2 separate regions of the Homo sapiens genome follow, and region 1 is linked to region 2. A link is an interaction called in ENCODE POLR2A ChIA-PET data of the cell type or tissue named here. Cell type or tissue: Panc1. All regions are shown on one strand. Links, peaks and the distances in the headings refer to the core of each region. The heading gives the core; the rest is flanking DNA.

Region 1 (4,396 bases), core at 126-4,125, 120 kb before region 2:
TCTTAATCTAAGCTTTCACTGATATCTTCTCACCCATCTGCTCCTAAGCAGGAAGTTTCATCAACCACTATCCTCTCCAAAATATTCCAAGAAACAAATCTCCTGTGCTAATACCAGGTCTGGCAGTTCAGCTGCAGGCACTATTGGTCCAAATAGGACGAATGTAACTAAGAACTGGACAGCCCAACAGCCAGAAGAGAATTGGTCTATATCTTCTGAGGACAAAGATCCCAGTGAATGCCAGATGTCACCTAGGTCCAGGAGGAGTGTTTCTGGCAAACTGCTAGGCCTGGAGCATGCCTATCAACAGGACACATGACCCATTAGGTCTGGGTGTAAACATGACACTACTTCCTTCCAACATCTCTCTGCCATTTCTTTTTTTTTTTTTTTTTTTTTTGAGACAAGGTCTCACTCTGTTGCCTGGGCTAGGATGCAGTGGCATGATCATAGCTCACTGCAGCCTCAAACTCCTGGGCTTACGTAGTCCTCCTGTTTCAACCTCCTGAGTCACAGACTGTAGGCTGAGACCACTACGCCCAGCCAGTTTTTTAATCTTTTTAGAGACAGGGTCTCACTGTGTTGCCCAGGCTGGTCTCGAACTCCTGGCCGCAAGCAGCCCTCCTACTTCAGCCTCCCAAGTCACTGGGATTATAAGCATGAGCCACTGTGCTTGGCTCTCTCCTCCCCCACACCTTTAAAAATTTTTATTACCAAATATATCTTTTGGAAAACTTGGCACCGATTCTGCTTACAAGAGATCGTTACTTTATTTTTTAAAAGCATCACTTTATATCATTGAGACAAATTTTTTCTCTGTTCTACAGGGGAATCTCAAGCTGCTTTCAGACTAATATTCTAGAACAATAAAAGATATAAATAAGTAAATGATACTCCAATAAAATGACACTAAGAATCTTTCCCAAGTAGGCATTTTGCTTATTAAGCACCATATTTTATTTGCTGTTTTCTCCTGCCAGTGGAGGCAAGTAGAAAGCAGTAGTGATTAAAATGTAATCTTCCCGATCAGCTAGAGCAAATGGTGTGATTGTTAAGGAATCTCCCTGGGTTAGCTCTTTTTTGCACTCATACTTTTGGAATGCCCTTCATTTCATGACCAGTTCTCCTTTCTTTCAAAGGCATTTTGAATTCCAATTCTGACCTTCTAAAATGCTAGCTTTCTTAAGATATTTGAATCTCTATGGCTTATATTTTTTAAAAATCATAGACTAGTAAAAATTCAGAACTGGAAAGAGCATTACAGAGCATCTGGTCCGACTGCATAGATTATAAATGGGAAAGCTGAAGTGAGAGAGAAAAGAATTTGCCAAGGCCACATAGCTCATTGGTGACATGGCTTAGGCTAAAACTTCGTCTCTATGTTGTTGCATCCTCGGGAAAACGTTCTGAGTTTAGGTACCTTACTCCATGTCAACACTGTTAGAAGTGCCACAAATAGTTTGCTCTTTAAAAGGTAATTGGGGCAAAAGTTAGAAGTGTGATCTTTGTAATGTGGAATTACTAAATATAGGTATGTCTTATTTAAAAATAATACACCCTGGAGGCCGGGCGCGGTGGCTCACGCCTGTAATCCCAGCACTTTGGGAGGCCGAAGTGGGCAGATCACGAGGTCAGGAGATGGAGACCATCCTGGCTAACGCGATGAAACCCCGTCTCTACTAAAAATACAAAAAATTAGCCCGGCGTGGTTGCGGGCGCCTGTAGTCCCAGCTACTCGGGAGGCTGAGGCAGGAGAATGGCGTGAACCCGGGAGGCGGAGCTTGCAGTGAACCGAGATGGCGCCATTGCACTCCAGCCTGGGCAACACAGCGAGACTACGTCTCAAAAAAAAAAAAAAATACACCCTGGATTTATAAAACCCAGAAAGGTGCATTCTTTGGGGTATTTAAGTATTATTTAGTTCTCAGAGTATTTCAGGCATAATTTGATTGAAAAAAAAAATTTTTTTTTGAGACAGTCTTTCTGCGTTGCCCAGGCTGGAGTGCGGGGGCATGATTTCAGCCCACTACAGCCTCCACCTCCCTGATTCAAGTGATTCTCTTGCCTCAGCCTCCCGAGTAGCTGGGACTACAGGCATGCACCACCACACCCGGCTAATTTTTGCATTTTTAGTAGAGATGGGATTTCACCATGTTGTCAAGGCTGGTCTTGAACTCCTGGCCTCAAGTGATCCACCTGCCTTGGCCTCCCAAAGTGCTGGGATTCCAGACATGAGCCACCTCATGCGGCCAAAAAATTTTTATTTACATGGAGTCTCTTGTCATCAGGAATTCCCTGTGCATATGACTAATTCTCAAATTAAACTTACAGACACCCTGAGGAGTTCATTTCCATAGTGCCCTAGCCTGGCACCAAATAGAGCAACCAGCCAACATTTTCTAAATAAATGAACAAATGAGCAAATGAACTTTTTATGAACACATTTATTATATAGAGTAAGTCATGTACGTATAAACCTGTGCATTTTAATTTTTTTTTTTTAATGCAAAAACGTCAAGCAAATGGGCACTTAAGAATCTCAGAGGAGGCCAGGTGCGGTGGCTCACACCTGTAATCTTAGCACTTTAAGAGGCAGAGGCAGGCGGATTGCCTGAGCTCAGGAGTTCGAGACCAGCCTGGGCAACATGGTGAAACCCTGTGTCTACTAAAATAAAAAAATTAGCTGGGTGTGGCAGTGTGCGCCTGTAGTCCCAGCTACTCGGGAGGCTGAGGCAAGAGAATTGCTTGAACCCAGGAGGCAGAGGTTGCAGTAAGCCAAGATCGCGCTACTGCACTCCAGCCTGGGCAACAGAGTGAGACTCCATCTCCACAAAAAAGAATCTCAGAGGAGGTTCCCAGAGACTCAATTCAAGTTAAAAGGAGCACATTTAGCTTTCGATACTCTGCTGAATGAGGAATTTCAATGACCACATCCAAGAAGTTAATAAGTTTATGATTTATTTAGAGGCCGATGTGTCCTGCTAAATGCACATGGAACTAAGAGTTGGGGGAGTGAATAAAGTGCCAATTCTCTGTGGCAGGGGAGGTGTCCACTTCCTGGGCCAGCTGGTCCCCGCCTTCTCTGTGATCACTGACCCTCCTTCTAAGCCTCCAGCCAGTATGTTCACCCCCAAACACAGACAGGGTGAAAGGAACAAGGCAAATCTCTCCCTCCTCCAGGGAATGTCAGAGCATGTATAGCCTAGTAATAAGAGAGTGGCAACCTTATCTGGGTACACAATGGCTAGCATGTAAAATATCACAGTAAATTTATTACTAGATAATTATAGGCTAAGCCACTTGACCTCAGAGTCAACTTCCTTCTCTGTGAAATGGTGATAATACCTAACATTGTGCAGAGGTTTCTGATTTCAGACTCGAAGGCCCTCTCTACATGTTAGACGCTGTTTCATTGCCAACCTTTGCTGTTGTTCGCATCTTCCCCCCACAACAGCGTGTGCAGGGCGACTTCAGGAAACACAGGCAGTGTACTTGGATAGCTTTGATCATTTTGCTCTTGCAATGTTTTAGAGCTGGGAATGGAGGGATCTGGAAGAGGGGGCAGATGACCAGATAGACCCCGAGAGTGTGGGAACCATAGGCGACTGCCCCTGTCTTTCAGGATCAAATGAAATCGTCTTCTGTGTCAGCTGAATACGAGCTCCCTTGACCTGAAGCCCATTTAATTTTCAGTTCCACGTGTTTCCTCCCTGGCAAGAAAATTAAGGAAAGGGAAGTATTATCCCTAAGTTTAGTTCCATTCTTGTATTTCTTTATTCTGACCTCTTAAAAATGTCAAAAATCCCTATTATGAAGGTAAAATATAGCACTGTGTCAAGAGTATATACTAAATGATTTAATTGGGCCATTGAGTGCTGTTTTTTCCATTTTTAAAATTCAAAAGTAGTAAATATTCAACTCTGTATAGCATAAAGGAATAAAAACAACTGAAAATTTTTGCCCATAGCATCATCACCCAGTCCTAATCCCTACTAATATTTTGGTGCATTTAATGCTAGAATTTTTTATTGTACCTACACACATTTGCAAAAATGACCTTTCCCTATAGCACTATTATTACTGAAGCAGCTCTGTCACTTTTAATGCTGTTTTAACTTTTTAAAAGTGAATAGTAGCTATATTTGAGCTGTAGAATGTATTTAAAATATTCTCTAGTGTTTTAAGTGTATTTAAAAATATGTAAGAAATCTAATTTAAAAAAACATGCGAAATTCTATTCAGATGTTATTTTTCTCAAGTTCATTTTCCTTTTGAACTAAAAGCAAAGAAATGTTGGCCAATAGTCATTCTTTTCATGGCCTCAGCTTGGTAATCTAATAAGGGAGCTTCTCAGATACATATTTCACTATGAAAAAGAAAAAAAACAAAAAGGCAT
Region 2 (4,396 bases), core at 229-4,228:
ATACACATAATTTATAGCATTTTACATAACTTGCTGAAACAAAAAAAAATGTGGCCAATTTAAAATTTACTATACTGTAGAATATGGCCATAACAGTCCCAATGGGAAGAACAGGATGAAGAATAACATACGTGAGGTGTTTTTTTTTTTTTCCTTCAATTCTTATAAGTATAGCATTTCCCATTTTTGAAATACCTTCTTGGAGGATTCAATCATTTTTTTTCTGTATGTGATTCTAACTACAGTGATTATTTTTCACCGGCTGTATTCCACACACGTGGAATTTTCTTTTTTTTTTTTTTAAAGAGGGTTTGCTTTGTCCGTCAGCTTCTTCCTCAGGTGAACACATATAACTTGCTTCTCATATTTAGAGCTCATATCCCCAAGAGTGAGATATTGACAGTACCTTTTAAGTACAGAATCCAACATAAAGTCCTATTGTTAAAAATTTCTCATCATCAATTAGGATTTTTTAAATGTGCCAACATGCTTAAAAATTAGGATAACTAAAATATATTATGACAGAAGGAACTATAAAAACTATCCTTGGGATTTAAAACAATACAAAACAAAAAATAACATTTTCCTTTTGAAATACTCTAATTTGAAAACATCTGGTACATTCTCCTTTCTGGTTGTGCTGTGATTTTTTTTGCCCATCAACAAAACATGTACCAGTTGTTTTGGAGTTCCGATTCCACCTCTTCCCCTCTTGGGCATATGAAGCACATTTCCTGTTTTATGATACCATTTTCACATTCCCCTCATCAGTTTGAAAGCAACGCCCTAACGTTCCTTCTAATACTTTGCACCTTTTCCATTTTTTCAACAAGATATATCAGTAGATTCAATTTTAAGGTTTCCCTGACAAGCATGTCCCCTCACTTGGTACCAGAAACGGCATATGGTGATATGAAGCAGAGAATTAGCAACCCCAGGCACAATCTATCCCCATTTGTCTTGTTTTGACAACACTGGAACTCAGCCGACCAAAGTCACCACAGTGGCCTGTCACGTACAGAGGGTGACTGTCATAGTTAGCTAAGCAACTTCTGATTCCAGCCCAGAAAACCTACCACTTTGGGACAGGTTCAATATAGAATGAAATAGTCATTCTTGTATTTTCTTATGCCTCTTCCTTTCTCCTGCATCTCAATGCATGCTGTATTAGGGAAGGACACCTCACCTGCTACAATTTGGCAAATGAGGCAGGTAGTAACAAATAGGGCCTTAACTTGCTTTAATTTAATGCACAGATAGGCAGATGCCTAATTCTGTGCAAAGTGTATTTCATAACTGATTTTCAGAAGACAAAGATGAATCTGAGTCTGTAAGAGTCCCATGAGATGGATAGGTAAGAGTTAATAAAGTTTCTAACTGTAAACAATGCTCTTTCATGTTGGTGATTATTTTCCAGAAATTGAAATTTCAGGACAGTGCAACAATGCTTTGTGTCTTCTTTGGCAGTAAATAGCAAGGATCTGGATGGAAGAGTGGAGTGGTCACTTCAGAAGGGCCAGGTATAGAGCTCGAGAATACTTCATCTCCCGTTCCTGTTCCATACAAAATATCAAGTCCCTGAGGCAGATTCTCGTGATTCTTGGACGATGCAACTGTTTGGTGGCTGTCAGGCTGGATGTCCCAGAAGCAAGAAGGTTGTCTTTTAAGCCCTAAAAATAATAAAAGGAAAAGCAATTTGAAATAAAAATCTTTCATAAAGGGAAAGCCTGTCAATTCTAGCATGTCAGAGCCCACTACCCTCTGGTCACTGGGTTAGGTACTGGAGATAATGTAATGATGAAGACCTAACCCTGTCCTCCAGCAGCCAATCTCAAATGGCCATTAAACCTATCACCTGACCTCATTCATTCTTTCCTGCTCACCTGCAGCATGGCAATAGCCTCTGAACTGGTTTCTCCATTTCCAGGCTCTACTTTGCTCCATTCTTTCCAGTGCATTGCAGGCCAGACTTTCCCTCTTTAAAGGTCTTACACAAATCTTTTGAGAGTGAAAGACTTGTTTATCACTTTGATTGTGGTGATGATTTCAAAGCTGTATGCATACATAAAAATCTATCAAATGTAGACTTTAAATGTATGCAGTCTTTTGTATGTCAATAATAAAAAATAACAATGAAGGCCTTTCACGGTTCAGATCCCACCAGGCCATGGTTCCAAAATCTTCAATGGTTCCCATTGCTCAGAGCAGGTTCTTGAGAACCACGCTGAGCACTTTTCATATATTATCTCTTTTCTATCATACAAAATTGCAGCCAGTTATATAAGCGCTGTCCCCATTTATCAAATGAGGAAACTGAGCTTAGATAGGTTAAGCAATCTGTTCAAGGTCACACAGCAAAGTTGAGCTGTGACTCAGTTTCTAATTTGACCTAAAGTAAGCTCTGGTTGGGCACAGTAGCTCACGTCTGTAATCCCAGCACTTTGGGAGGCCGAGGTGGGTGGATCACCTGAGGTCAGGAGTTTGAGACCAGCCTGGCCAACATGGTGAAACCCCGTCTCTACTAAAAATAAAAAAATTAGCTGGGTGTGGTGGCGCATGCCTGTAATCCCAGCTACCAGGGAGGCTAAGGCAGGAGAATTGAACCCAGGAGGCGGAGGTTGCAGTGAGCTGAGATCGCGCCACTGCATTCCTGCCTGGGCAACAGAGCAAGACTCTGTCTCAAAAAAATGAAAATAATAAAAATAAAAATAAAAATAAAGTAAGCACTCTTAACCACTGTGCTATATTATCCACCATATCACGTATAAACCCATCACTCTGGCTTCCTTCGCTCTAACCTCACTTCCCATTGCTCCTTTACAAGACATCTTAACTGCAGCCACATGGCTCCTCTGCCAATAGGCAGAGATTAGCAAAGAGGCCATTCTAGGCCAATCTACTCATCTTTTAAGACCCATTTCAAATGGGTCTACCTGTCCTTCATCCAAGGAAATCTCACTGTGGCAATTACCTTACGTTGTACTATAGTAATTTGTATATGCTCCCGCCACCACTACATACCCACTAGACCATAAGCTTTCTGAGGACAAGGACTATGGTTTCTGTCTCCTCTAGAGCTTAGCAGAGTTCACAGAACAACACAGGTTATCCGCAATATTTTCTAAACTGAATGTACTGGTTTAAAACAGAACAACATGAATTCTAAATGTCATTTTAAAATGATGAAAACACAACACTCCTGTAATTAAGACAGTTTTCTGAATATGTTTACCAATATGAATTACCAATATGTCTATATACTATTACTTTTAATTGGAAGAAAAGAAAAACACAGAACTCTCAAAAGATAATTTTGTAAAAATGAAATCCTTTAATTCTTTTTACCTTTGTTTCAAAACAAAATCCTTTGTTTCACAAAACGTCTCGATAGGACTGGCAACTCTCTTTTATCCACCCGAAAGACATACATAAGGAAAGATAACATAGGAAGAAAATCTGGTTCTGTTACTGTCCTTTTATAACAATTAAATTTTAATTACTCCTTCCACCTTTTTGGGTTTCTTGTTCTGATGGAGGGGAAGGAAATCTCTTAAGGTCTCCAAAACACCATGGTCAAAATCAGTCAAACTTAATTCCATGCATGTTCACAGCATGACTTAGGGGTACTTTATCTGACGGACAAATAAAACTTCTTTAAGAGATACTACCCAGTTTTTGAGGGACATGATGTCGCAGTCATATTTTTATACTCATTAAGTTAAACTTGTTCATAAGTATCCATGGAAACAATTTTGGAAAGTCCACGTTCTAAAAGAGGGAAAAAAATTGGTCTCAGCTGCCCAATTGTTCGGCTACTTATCCCAGAGCCCATCTACAGTATAGAGCCAGTCTCTCGCCACTTCTGCAGGGTTCTTGGTAATGAATGCAATTTGTACAAGTGTAAGCCTCTGGTACTTCAGCTAAGCCTGGCAGTGAAGCACTAGCATGCCACTCTGCTAGCATCAACACTCAGAGATGGTGTAACTCAGATGTAACTTTAACTATTGTAAATTATTACCATCAAAATATCTTCATAAGATTTTTGCGGAATGGGACCAAAAGCTCAGTTTTGTTTGGAAAATTGAATAAAAAGTACATATTAGGAAGAAAGTTACTAAAACATGTAATTGGCAGTGAGTGGAAATTTTGTTGTTTACAGGAGTAACCCATTTAAAACTACAACATATTTAGGCCAAGGCAAGCAAATCGCTTGAGGTCAGGAGTTCGAGACCAGCCTGGCTAACATGGTGAAACCCCACCTCTAACAAAAAATAAATAAAAATGAGCCAGGCATGGTGGTGTGCGTCTGTAAGCTCACTTACTCGGGAGACTGAGGTGGAAGAACTGCTTGAACTTGGGAGGCAGAGGTTGAAGTGAGCCAAGATCATGCCACTGC

What was found. ChIA-PET counts read pairs that join two places held together with the same protein. Peaks named below come from ENCODE experiments on the same cell type or tissue, not always from the same donor. Only the 100,000 strongest peaks of a DNase experiment are listed, where the experiment ranks them.
Region 1: POLR2A ChIA-PET joins it to region 2 with 5 read pairs; 2 of 35 experiments call an interaction of 5 or more read pairs at or near these places.

What each region holds. Positions count from the first base shown.
Region 1 is chr18:26,510,554-26,514,949 of GRCh38, reverse strand. All of the region lies in intron 1 of KCTD1 (potassium channel tetramerization domain containing 1), which reads left to right. Among named protein-coding and RNA genes, the nearest start is that of KCTD1, 36 kb to the left of the region's middle. In Panc1, for the core only: no CTCF peak of the experiment used is centred there; no DNase peak of the experiment used is centred there; H3K4me3 peaks cover 309 bases; H3K27ac peaks cover 3,618 bases.
Region 2 is chr18:26,387,119-26,391,514 of GRCh38, reverse strand. It overlaps TAF4B (TATA-box binding protein associated factor 4b), which reads right to left. Exons shown (of 15, transcript NM_005640.3): 15 at 1-1,670. The coding sequence ends at 1,503. Among named protein-coding and RNA genes, the nearest start is that of LINC01543, 34 kb to the left of the region's middle. In Panc1, for the core only: no CTCF peak of the experiment used is centred there; no DNase peak of the experiment used is centred there.